Regions from separate parts of the Homo sapiens genome. Here region 1 is linked to region 2. A link is a loop called in an ENCODE intact Hi-C map of the cell type or tissue named here. Cell type or tissue: ovary. All regions are shown on one strand. Each heading gives the region's core, and the rest is flanking DNA. Links, peaks and the distances in the headings are about the cores only. Region 1 overlaps PIP5K1C (phosphatidylinositol-4-phosphate 5-kinase type 1 gamma). Region 2 overlaps APBA3 (amyloid beta precursor protein binding family A member 3).

Evidence for each region. Hi-C counts contacts between places; a loop is a spot of excess contacts. Peaks named below come from ENCODE experiments on the same cell type or tissue, not always from the same donor. Only the 100,000 strongest peaks of a DNase experiment are listed, where the experiment ranks them.
Region 1: it touches region 2 in a loop (2.5-fold over the local background); 3 of 110 quality-filtered maps call a loop at or near these places.

Annotation. Positions count from the first base shown.
Region 1 is chr19:3,669,235-3,674,595 of GRCh38, forward strand. The region is part of intron 1 of PIP5K1C (phosphatidylinositol-4-phosphate 5-kinase type 1 gamma); the gene reads right to left. Among named protein-coding and RNA genes, the nearest start is that of PIP5K1C, 29 kb to the right of the region's middle. RefSeq lists enhancers at 2,921-3,596, 4,533-5,326. In ovary, for the core only: a CTCF peak has its summit at 2,740; DNase peaks (open chromatin) are centred at 1,047, 1,967 and 2,309; H3K27ac peaks cover 3,479 bases.
Region 2 is chr19:3,754,387-3,759,747 of GRCh38, forward strand. It overlaps APBA3 (amyloid beta precursor protein binding family A member 3), which reads right to left. Exons shown (of 11, transcript NM_004886.4): 2 at 5,303-5,361; 3 at 5,175-5,214. Among named protein-coding and RNA genes, the nearest start is that of APBA3, 4.6 kb to the right of the region's middle. In ovary, for the core only: no CTCF peak of the experiment used is centred there; no DNase peak of the experiment used is centred there.

The DNA of each region.
Region 1 (5,361 bases), core at 264-5,263, 85 kb before region 2:
CAGGAGGGTGCGGCAGGTGCCCTGCTCCGTAGGGCTCGGCCCTCTGGCTGCCTCCCTGCTCTGGGCTGGGCAGCAGTGCGTTGGAACTGGTCTGGCCCTGGCTTCCAGGCCGGCTGAGGTGAGCAGGGGAGGCCAGGACATGTGAGGGGCCAACTGGGCGAGGTTCAGGGAGGTGCAGACAGGTGAGGAGGTGGGTGCGGAGTCCGCGGTGCAGACGGGGGCCGTCAGGGGTGGGGACCCGGCTGGGTGTGGACTCGGGAGAGGGGACAGAGGAGAATTTCCCCGAGAGACAAAAAGTCTTTCTGGACCAAGGCCTTACAAAGCCAGCAAAGAGTGCAGAGAAGGCGGGAGCCCTTCTGTTTTATGACGCGGAAAGAGATGCTCAGAGGGAGGGGTGAACCCACCCGAGGTCACACAGAAGGAGAAGGAAAGTCAAACCTGGGCCTGGGTCGGCGATGCCCCACCCTATCAGCCCTGCCAGCGCCCCTCGGCCCCCATGGGCACTGTGCTGCTCTCGGTGGGTGCACGGGAGACCCACGTGTGTCCCATCCAGAGGCTGCACCCCGGTGACCGCCCTGCCGTCTGAAAACACGTCCACCGCGGGCACTGAAGGCAACTGAATGCGACTTGGTGGAGCAGCCCATAGCTTTGCTCTGCTGCCGGGTCAGAACTGCCGGAGACAAGACGAAGGCACGAGGTGGAAAACTTTGCTGGGGTCAGGAGCCTCGGGGCAGGGGCAGGCCGGGGAGGGGCCTGGGGTCAGGAGCCTCGGGGCAGGCAGCAGGTATGGAGGGGGCTGGGGCCAGAAGCCTCTGCAGGCGGCAGGTGGGGAGGGGACTGCGGTCAGGAACCTGGGGCAGGCGGCAGGTGGGGAGGGGGCTGGGGTCAGGAGCCTCTGCAGGCGGCAGGTGGGGAGGGGGCCGCATTCGAGACGCTGGTGGGCCCCTGCAGTCGTGGTCAGTCCCCACGCCTGCCTGAGGGTGCGGGGTTGGACGGTGTCCCTCCGACATTCACGTCCTTCCAAGAACCTCAGCCTGCAACCGTATTTGGAAAGAGAGTCTTTGCTGATGTCATTGGGTAAGATGAGGTCATGCCGGAGTGGGGTGGGCCCTGGATCCACCGCTGTCCTTATAAGAGAAGCCGCTCAGGGAGGCCAAGATGCCGTGTGGGGTGGAGGCGGGGAGGGCACCACTCCTCCAGGCCCTGAAACGCCAAGGATGCCCGGAGGCACCAGGAGCAGAGGGGTGTGGAGCTTCTCCGAGGTCGGTCGGGAGGGCAGAGCCCTGCCCACTCCTGGACCTCAGGCTCCTGGCCTCCAGAGCTGAGCCAGAACAAACGCCTGTTCAAGGCCTGCTGCTCCAAGCCCCCCAGTCCCGGGGACTTTGTCTGGGCAGCCCAGGACCTCACACGGAGCCCTCCAGTGAGGACCCCAGCCCTGGGTGGGAGGGGGCGTACTTCTCAAGGCAGCAAGAACAGCTGAAGGGTCCTCCCCTCGGGCCACCTGGATGCCCTGCAGGGCTGGGTGGGCAGCGGGTGGGCCCTGGAGGGATCTGGGGGACAGACCCATGGTGCTCACTGCAGGGGCGGGGACGGGGACGGAGGGAGTGGGGTGACTCAGGATTCCGGCTGCCACGGTGAAGGGAAAGACGGGCTGCTTCTCTGTCCTTCCAGAGGACAGGGCCAGTCGCCCCCAGGTCTCTGACAGGCCACAAAGGGCCTGCTCTGGGCCGCGGCGGGGCGGAAGGTGCTGGACGCTGACGTGATGTTTGGGTTGGCGGCCCGGGAGCAGAACAATTCACGGTTTTACGTCCAGGGTGTGGGGGAAGGAAAAGAAGAGAGGGCAGGAAGCCAGCGGTGGGCCGGGGCGGGACGTTCCAGACCTCATCGGGGGCCCGGGCGTCCCCCTGCTCGGCCTGTCTGGGGCCTCCCTGCCCACAGTCCTGACTCTACTCGCGAAACCACCCCTCTGGGGCCCCCCCACACCCACTTGGGTGACTCAGCTGTTTTCCTCAGTGGCCCCGATGCTGAGAGGTCACAGCGCTTGGGTCCACCCCTGCCCGGACTCTCCCAGGCTCCCTACGGCCCCGGGACCCAGTGGATGCAGTGAGGCCCTCCAGACCCAGCTCTGCTGACCTCACCAGGCACCTCGGGGTCACCCGTGTTGGGTGTAGGCCCCCTGCCTCAGTTTCCCTCTGTGGTTCCACGTCTTCACCTGCCCGACTCACCTGAGCTGGCTAACGGGGAGAGGAGAGGAGAGGGGCAGGCGGCTCGGGCCCTGCTGGGAACGTCCCTGCACTGGGGGCCTGTAGGGTTAAGGGACTGGCCGGGGCCGAAGCACTGAGGTGGAGGTGGAGCAGGACGGAGAGGGGAGGCACTCGGTTGGGGGACCCCAGGGAAAATGTGGGGCTCCCAGGGCAGGCAGGAACGGGCAGCAAGGGGAGACCAGAGCCGAGTGTCCTGTGGAGGAGAGGGGACGGGGAGAAAGCACAGCCTTGCTGCCACCGCCTGCCCAGGGGGTGGGGGCAGGTGAGCGCCATCTTCACTCAATCCTCGCTCCCCATGAGGCCCGCTCAGGGCACAGAGCCTGCCGTGACCCCCATAGGGGGCTGTCATGACGGTGAGCTCTGCTCAGCCTGAGACGTGACTAATTATCTGCTGAATGAGCCACCCCGTTTTCGAGGAAATTAGGTTTTAAAAATAGTCGGGGGAGGAAAGGCGAGCCGCGCTGCGGAGCCGGGAGGTGGCCCCTCTGAGCAGTTTCCGCTGGCCAGGCCCGAGGCGGGGGCTCTGCCGCTGGGGCCCCTCTCTCCTGGCCCCATCACAGGACGTGGTGGCGACCCGGGCCTGCGGTGCACGGCTCTGATCGCTGGCTGCACGGTGACCTCATCGGCCACCCCACCTCCCTGTGTGCCCAGGGCTTCTCTCTGAGCCTCAGTCTCTCTCTATAAAGTGCGGCTGAAGCCAGCTCGAGCCCTAGAGGCACTGCCATTCTCCACGGGGCCACATGGCCGCCTCTGCACCCAGCTGTTCCCTGGCCTGCGCCTGGTCTCCGCCCTGGCCCTGCCAGTGCTCCCTGGACACTGTGTCCCACACCAGCCACCTTTGCCACCCCACTGACACCGCCCCATCCTGCAGACCAGCCTGGTCCCTCCTGCTGAGCCTGGGGGCTCCCTCAGGACGGGGCCTGCCCTGGGCTGACAGCATGGGCGTGTTTGTTGACTGACCCATGGACTGACAGATACCCGTTCCTCTTTTCTCTGCACAACAGGCCTCCGCCAGAGCTTCCTCTCCACATCTGTCTGACATGGACACTGAGGCAGGGAATGACTAAACTGGGGGAGGAGGCAGATTGTCAGGCTGGCTCTGCAGTGAGACCCAAAGTAAGAATGGGGACGGAGAGGTCTGGACAGGTGGCCAGAGGGAGGGAGGCATCACAGTGAGAGGAAACAGGGCACATTCTGGGCTCACCGACAGGGCGCCGTGGGGCAGAGGGCCCAGCGAGGCAAGCTCGAGGGTGGGTGGAAGGTGCCTCAGCCCCTGTGGGCACCTGCAGGGCACTGTGACAGCAGGCAGGACAGGAACAGTGGTGGCCTCATCCCTGTAGAACCAAGGTCCAGACCCCCATGGCTGGGAGGAGAAAGCCCCAGCCCTGGAGGCGGTGGGGGCGGGGGGAGAGTGGGCAGGGCCCTGGAAGGCCCAGGATGATGAAGCTGGGGACTGGGGGGCTGGGGACTGGGGGGCCGGGGAGAGCCCACGGCAGGGGAGGGATTCTGCGAAAGGGGGCCCACCCACCCCGCCCCCACCGCAGACAAGGGTCTCCCCAGGCCTCACTGCAACCCTGCAGGGTGAAGACCAGGCCCTGTCACCCCACCAGACCCTGTGTGGCCCCCTCCCTGCCCTCTGCTCCTCCCTCTGCTCCAGCCACACGGGCCCTCGCTGTCCCTCCAGCACGCCAGCGCCACCCTGTGTCATGGCCTTTGCACGAGCGGTGCCTCTGCCTGGCCTGCCAGTCCCAAGATTCCCTCACGGTTTGTTCCTGTTTCACCCCAGACCTGGCTTGAACATCACCCCTCAGAGGCCTCCTCCAGCCAACCTGCACCAAACGATCCCCTCCTCACTGCCCGGCACACGGCACCACCTGATACATGGCTGTTGTCATCCCCACAACAGGGGTCCCAGGCCTGCTCTGTCACCTGCTCACAGACTCTGGCAAAGCTCTGAGGGCAGCAAGGGAAGGCCAGTGAGAAAGGGGCGGCAGTGGGACCCAGGTGTGTCAGAGTAGCACAGGGGGCCTGCACCCCTGGGTGGGGCCGCTGCCCAGAGGGCAACTGCTGGGCACCCCAGGACAGGTGCAGGCTCGCCGTGACACAGCAACCCGGGTGTGTGAGGACGGCCCAGGCACGGGGTCCTGCGATCCCACAAGCAGGAAGCAACCCCGGGCCAGAGCTCACGGTCACCTCCCTCATTCGCTGGAACAACCCATCCTCTGGCCTCCCGCCGTGCAGGCCTCCGACCATGGGGACCACAGGCCCCTCTGAGGACCTGCCAGGACGGCCAGGCTGGGCAGCGGCACTCCACGACACAGGCTGGGGTGGGGACCCGGAGGCGGCAGGGCCGACCCTCAGCTCTGGTGAGGCTCAGACCAGGACCCGGCGGACAAGGGTAGGCCGTGCAAGAATCTTCTCCTGCTAAACTGCAGAAAGGCCTTCTGTGGCTGTCCACAGATGGCTGCGACGCTTGGCAGTAGTGTGACTTGCTCTGACCAACAGAATGTGATGCAAGGGATGGTGTGGGCGTGAGGAAGGCTGGCACTTCTCACTGTGCCTCTGGGAACCTGGGCCACGACACTCAGAGGCCAGCTCCCTGCAAAAAGACCGGGCGGCCCCAGCTGTTCCTGCCATCCTGGCTGAGGGTTGGACAGGCAAGTGTAGGACGAGCTTGAATTTCCTGCCACTGCCGACCACAGCCATGGAACTAACCCCAGGTATGACCTACAGAAGAACCACCCAACTGAACCCAACCCAAATAACAGAATCGCAAGCAAATACACAGTTGTTTGAAGCTTCTGTCTGGGGGTGGTTTGTTATACAATAGCTGACTGAAACAGATCTCGGCTCACTACAACCTCTGCCTCTTGGGTTTAAGTGATTCTCCTGTCTCAGCCTCCCCCGAGTAGCTGCAGATCTTGGCTCACTACAGCCTCCGCCACTCGGGTTCAAGCGATTCTCCTGCCTCAGCCTCCCCCGAGTAGCTGCAGATCTCGGCTCACTACAGCCTCCGCCTCCCGGGTTCAAGCGATTCTCCTGCCTCAGCCTCCCCCGAGTAGCTGCAGATCTCGGCTCACTACAGCCTCCGCCTCCC
Region 2 (5,361 bases), core at 211-5,210:
CAGGCTCTGCCCCAGGGCTACGCTCTCCGAGATGGCCGGGAGACACAGTGTTCTAGCTGGTGGCTTAGCACTCTCCAGCCAGGAAGCACAGCCCACTGTTCTAGAACCATCCAAGCAGCCTGGCCCTCACAGGTCTAGAACCTTCTGTCCATCCCTCAAGGACTCGCAGGTGGGAAACCAGTGAGTCCAGGCCATGGCTGGATTCAAAGCCAGATCTAGCACCCACAGATACCTTCACCCCGTGTCCCCAGAATTCCATGATCAGGCCGGAACCAGACAGTCCCACTCCTGCTTTTTTGAGACACGGTCTCGCTCTGTCGCCCAGGCTGGAGCTCGGTGGTGTGATCTCAGCTCACTGCAACCTCCGCTTCCTGGGTTCAAACGATTCTCCTGCCTCAGTCTCATGAGTAGCTGGGATTACAGGCGCCCACCACCACGCCTGGCTAGTTTTTGTATTTTTAGTAGAGACGGGGTTTCGCCACGTTGGCCAGGCTGGTCTCAAACTCCCGACCTCAAGTGATCCACCCGCCTTGGCCTCCTAAAGTACTGGGATGACAGGCGTGAGCCACGACGCTCCACCCCCCACTCCAATTTCGAAACCTCCACAACATTCTAGAACCACAGTGGACCCCTGCTTCTTGGTTCTGGAATTCCCTCCATCAATCTAGAACTGGCCAGCTCTGCCCACTGTTCTAGAACCGTCTGCAGTCAGCCCAGGATAGCAGGCAGCTCTGTTCCCGGGTTGTAGAACCACTCAGAACAGAGACAGACCCTGCTGCCTGTCTAAAATTCCCATACTCTCCAGAACCCCAGCTGGTTCTGACCCTTGATTCCAGAACTCTCTGACAGGTCTCATAGCAATTCTGTCAGGAGTTTTAGAATCTTATTATCACTCTAGAATCAGACTTCTCTGCTCCGTGATTCCAGAACATCTTAATCACAATCGCGTCAGGCAGCTCTTCCTGTGGTTCTAGAATCTCCTTCAGTAGTTCACACCTTTGGCTACACCAGGGATTCTAAGAATTACCTGACCAGTCAAGGAACAAACAATTCTGTTCCAGGAGAATTCTAGACAGTTCCAGAATACTCCCAACCCAGCCCAGAACTACATAAAGCTTTACTCCTGGCTGGGTGCGGTGGCTCACGTCTGTAACCCCAGCACTTTAGGAGGCCGGGGGGGGGGGGTGGATCACCTGAGGTCAGGAGTTCGAGACCTGCCTGGCCAACATGGCGAAACCCCGTCTCTACTAAAAATACAAAATTAGCTGGGCGTGGTGGCGCGTGCCTATAATCCCAGCTACTTGAAAGCTGAGGCGGGAGAATCACTTGAACCCAGGAGGTGGAGGTTGCAGTGAGCCGAGAGAGATCGCACCACTGCACACCAGCCTGGGTGACAGAGCAAGATTCCATCTCCAAAAACAAAAAGGAAAAAAAAAAAAAAGCTTTACTCTCATGGTTCTAGAATTCCCTGAGCTACCCAGAGCCAGACAGCTCTGCCAGTGGCCCTAGAACATTCTAACCAGTAACTACGGCTCTTTGGTTTAGAACCACGGGTGTAGGGCCCCGTTCTGGACACCACTAAGTGAAATTCACCCTACACCACAGTCGGTTCTGCCCACTATCCTTCAGGATCTAAGCATTCTGGAACAAGAGCTCCACTCTGGGGTTCTAGAGAGATACGTCATTCACTGTGGTAGCCACCAGGCACATGTATCTATCACAGACTTGAAATGTGGCTCGACTGAATAGAGATGTAAATAGAAAATACACACTAGATATTGAAGATTTGGTATGAAAAAAAGTAATTTAAGGTCAGGCATGGTGGTTCACGCCTGTAATCCCAGCACTTTGGGAGGCAGAGGCGGGCGGATCACCTGAGGTCAGGAGTTTGAGACCAGCCTGGCCAACATGGTGAAACCCCGTCTCTACTAAAAATACCAAAATTAGCTGGGCATGGTGGCAGGCGCCTGTAATCCCAGCTACTCGGGAGGCTAAGGAAGGAGAATCACTTGAACCCAGGAGGCAGAGGTTGCAGTGAGCCAAGATTGCGCCATTGCACTCCAGCCTGGGCAACAAGGTGAGACTGTGTCTCAAAAAAATAAAAAAGTAAATTAAAAATATTGATTGTATGTTGAAATAATATTTTAAATATGTTAGCTTAATTAAAATGTTATTAAAGTTAATTTCTTAGCCAGGTATGGTGGCGTATGCCTATAGTTCCAGTTACTCAGGAGGCTGAGGCGAGAGAATCGCTTGAAGCTGGGAGGCGGAGGTTGCGGTGAGCTGAGATCGTGCCACTGCACTGCAGCCTGGGCGACAGAGCGAGACTCCGTCTCAGTTTAAAAAAAAAAAAAGTTATTTCACCTGTTTTTAATTTTTTAACGTGGATAACTACAAAATTTTAAATCACATATGGCTCACGTTGTATTTCTATTGTAGTTCCATCTAGAACTTTCTGATTACACTATAATTGGACAGCTCTGCCCAGGGTTATAGAACACTAGATAACTATTCCCTCCATGGTTCTAGAATTCTCCAGTCTGAGTAGAACCAGATGCCTCTGTTCACCAATTCTGAGCATTCTCATCAGCCCAGATTCCTTTACCCTAGAAACAGACAAAATGCCAAGCCCTGGAACTCCCTAGGTGTCACAGCTCTGCTCGATTCTAGAACCTTCTTAGAGCTATAGGTTCAAACCAGTTTTTCTCTCTGCAACCACAGAACTGTTTTTTTTTTTCTTTTTTTTGAGACATGGTCTCACTGTCACCCAGGCTGGAGTGCAGTGGCACAATCTTAGCTCACTGCAGCCTCAAGTGATCCTCCCACCTCAGCCTCCCAAGTAGCTGGGATTATAGACCCATGCCACGTGCCTGGCTAATTTTGGGGGGGGATTTTATTTTTGTGGAGACAGGGTTTTGCTGTGTGGCCCAGGCTGGTCTCGAACTCCTGGGCTCAAGCGATCCTCCCACATCAGCCTTTCAAAGTGTTGGGATTACAGATGTGAGCCACCCTTCCCGGCCAGAACTTACTATCTGACCTATATCCTTAGCGAAGTGTAGAACAGAGGCTGGCCGCGGTGGCTCACACCTGTAATCCCAGCATTTTGGGAGGCCGAGGCGGGTGGATCACAAGGTCAGGAGTTTGAGACCAGCCTGACCAAGACGGTGAAACGCCGTCTCTACTAAAAATATAAAAATTAGCTGGGCACGGTGGCGGACGCTTGTAATCTCAGCTACTCAGGAGGCTGAAGCAGGAGAATCACTTGAATCCGGGCGGCAGAGGTTGAAGTGAGCTGAGATTGCACCACTGAAAAAAAAAGTCTAGAACATTCCAGAGGGCCAGAAATTGTTCTTCCCATGCTTTTAGGGCAGGGCTTGGCAAACATTTTCTGTAAAGGGCCAAAGAGTAAATATTTTCAGCCTTGTAGGTCACAAGGTATCTGCTGCAGCTACTCACCTCTGCCATTCGAACATCAGAGCAGCCATGGACAACACATGAATAACCAAGCATGATGTGTACCAATAAAACTTTATTTATGTACACTGAAATTTGTTTTTCTTTTTTTAGAGACAGAGTCTCACTCTATTGCCCAGGCTGGAGTGCAATGGCGTGATCTCAGCTCACCGCAACCTCCGCCTCCCGGGTTCATGTGATTCTCCTGCCTCAGCCTCCTGAGTAGCTGGGATTACAGGCGTGCACTACCATGCCCGGCTAATTTTTGTATGTTTAGTAGAGACGGGGTTTCACCAATGTTGGCCAGGCTGGTCTCGAACTCCTGACCTAGTGATCTGCCCACCTTGGCCTCCCAAAGTGCTGGGATTATAGGCGTGAGCCACCGCGCCCAGCTTATGCACACTGAAATTTGAATTGCATTTTTTTATTTTTGAGACAGAGTCTCGCTCTGTTGCCTAGGCTGTAGTGCAGTGGCGTGGGGTGATCTCAGCTCACCGCAGTCTCGACCTCCTGGGCTCAAGAACTTCTCCCGCCTCAACCTCCTGAGTAGCTGGGACTACAGGCATGCACCGCCACACCTGGCTAACTTTAAACATTTTTTGTAGAGATGGGGTCTTGCTACGTTGCCCAGGCTGGTCTCCAACTCCCGGCTCAAGCGATCCTCCTGCCTCAGCCTCCCAAAGAGCTGGGATTACACGTGTGAGCCACCATATCCAGCCTAGCATATCATTTTCACATGTCAAGAAATAGTATTCTTTGGCCAGGCGTGGTGGCTCACGCTTGTAATCCTAGCACTTTAGGAGGCCAAGGCGGGCGGATCACAAGGTCAGGAGTTCAACACCAGCCTGGCCAACACAGTGAAACCCCATCTCTACTAAAAATACAAAAATTAGCTGGGCGTGGTGGCGAGCACCTGTAATCCCAGCTACTTGGGAGGCTGAGGCAGGAGAATCACTTGAACCCGGGAGGCGGAAGTTGCAGTGAGCCGGGATCACGCCACTGCACTCCAAGCCTGGGTGACAGACTCTGTCTCAAAAAGAAAGAAAGAAATAGTATTCTTCTTTCAATGAAAAAAAAAGTCAATTAAAAATGCAAAGGACACCCGGGCATGGTGGCTCACGCCTGTAATCTCAGTACTCTGGGAGGCTGAGGCAGGCAGATCGCTTGAGCTCAGGAGTTTGAAACCAGCTTGGGCAACATGGTGAAACCCCATCTCTACCCAAATAAATACGAAATAAAATTAGCTGGGCGTGGTGGCACGCACCTGTAGTCTCAGCTATTTGGGAAACTGAGGTGGGAGGATCGCTTGAACCTGGGAGATGGAGGTTGCAGTGAGCTGAGATCAAGCCACTGCACTCCAGCCTGGATAACAGAAGTCATCAAAAAAAGTAAAGAAGCCCCAAACGCAAAAACCATCTTTAACTCGAGACCTACGTGAGCAGGCAGTGAGTTGGGTCTGGCCCGACGACGATGATTTGCCAAGCCCGGTTCTAGAACCCAGTGCTGCCAATGGCCGGAGCTGCCCCACAGTCCCCTTCTCACTCTACCCCGTTCTCAAGGCTGGCTCTCCTCTCCCTGGCCAGCCGGAATCTGCTCGAAACCACCCTCAGAGGCTCCCGAGAACCTCGTCCTTACTGGCAAGCTGTTGCCAGGCTGGTGAGCCTGATTCTGGCTGTCTAGGGGCCTTCAGTGCCTGAGGCTAGGGTGGGCGGGACACTCACCCTCCTGGGGGGCAGGGTAGGAAGCCAGGGTCTCGGGGCTCTGGAAGAAGATAGAGGAGGGGCAGGACTGAGTCTCCCTGCTTGGTTCCAGGCAGTCCAGGATGCCTGGAGGGCGGGGCGGGCACTACCTGGGCACCAGCGGGTGGCTCTTCAGGTGTGACTAGAGGCACCGTCTCCAGCCAGGGTT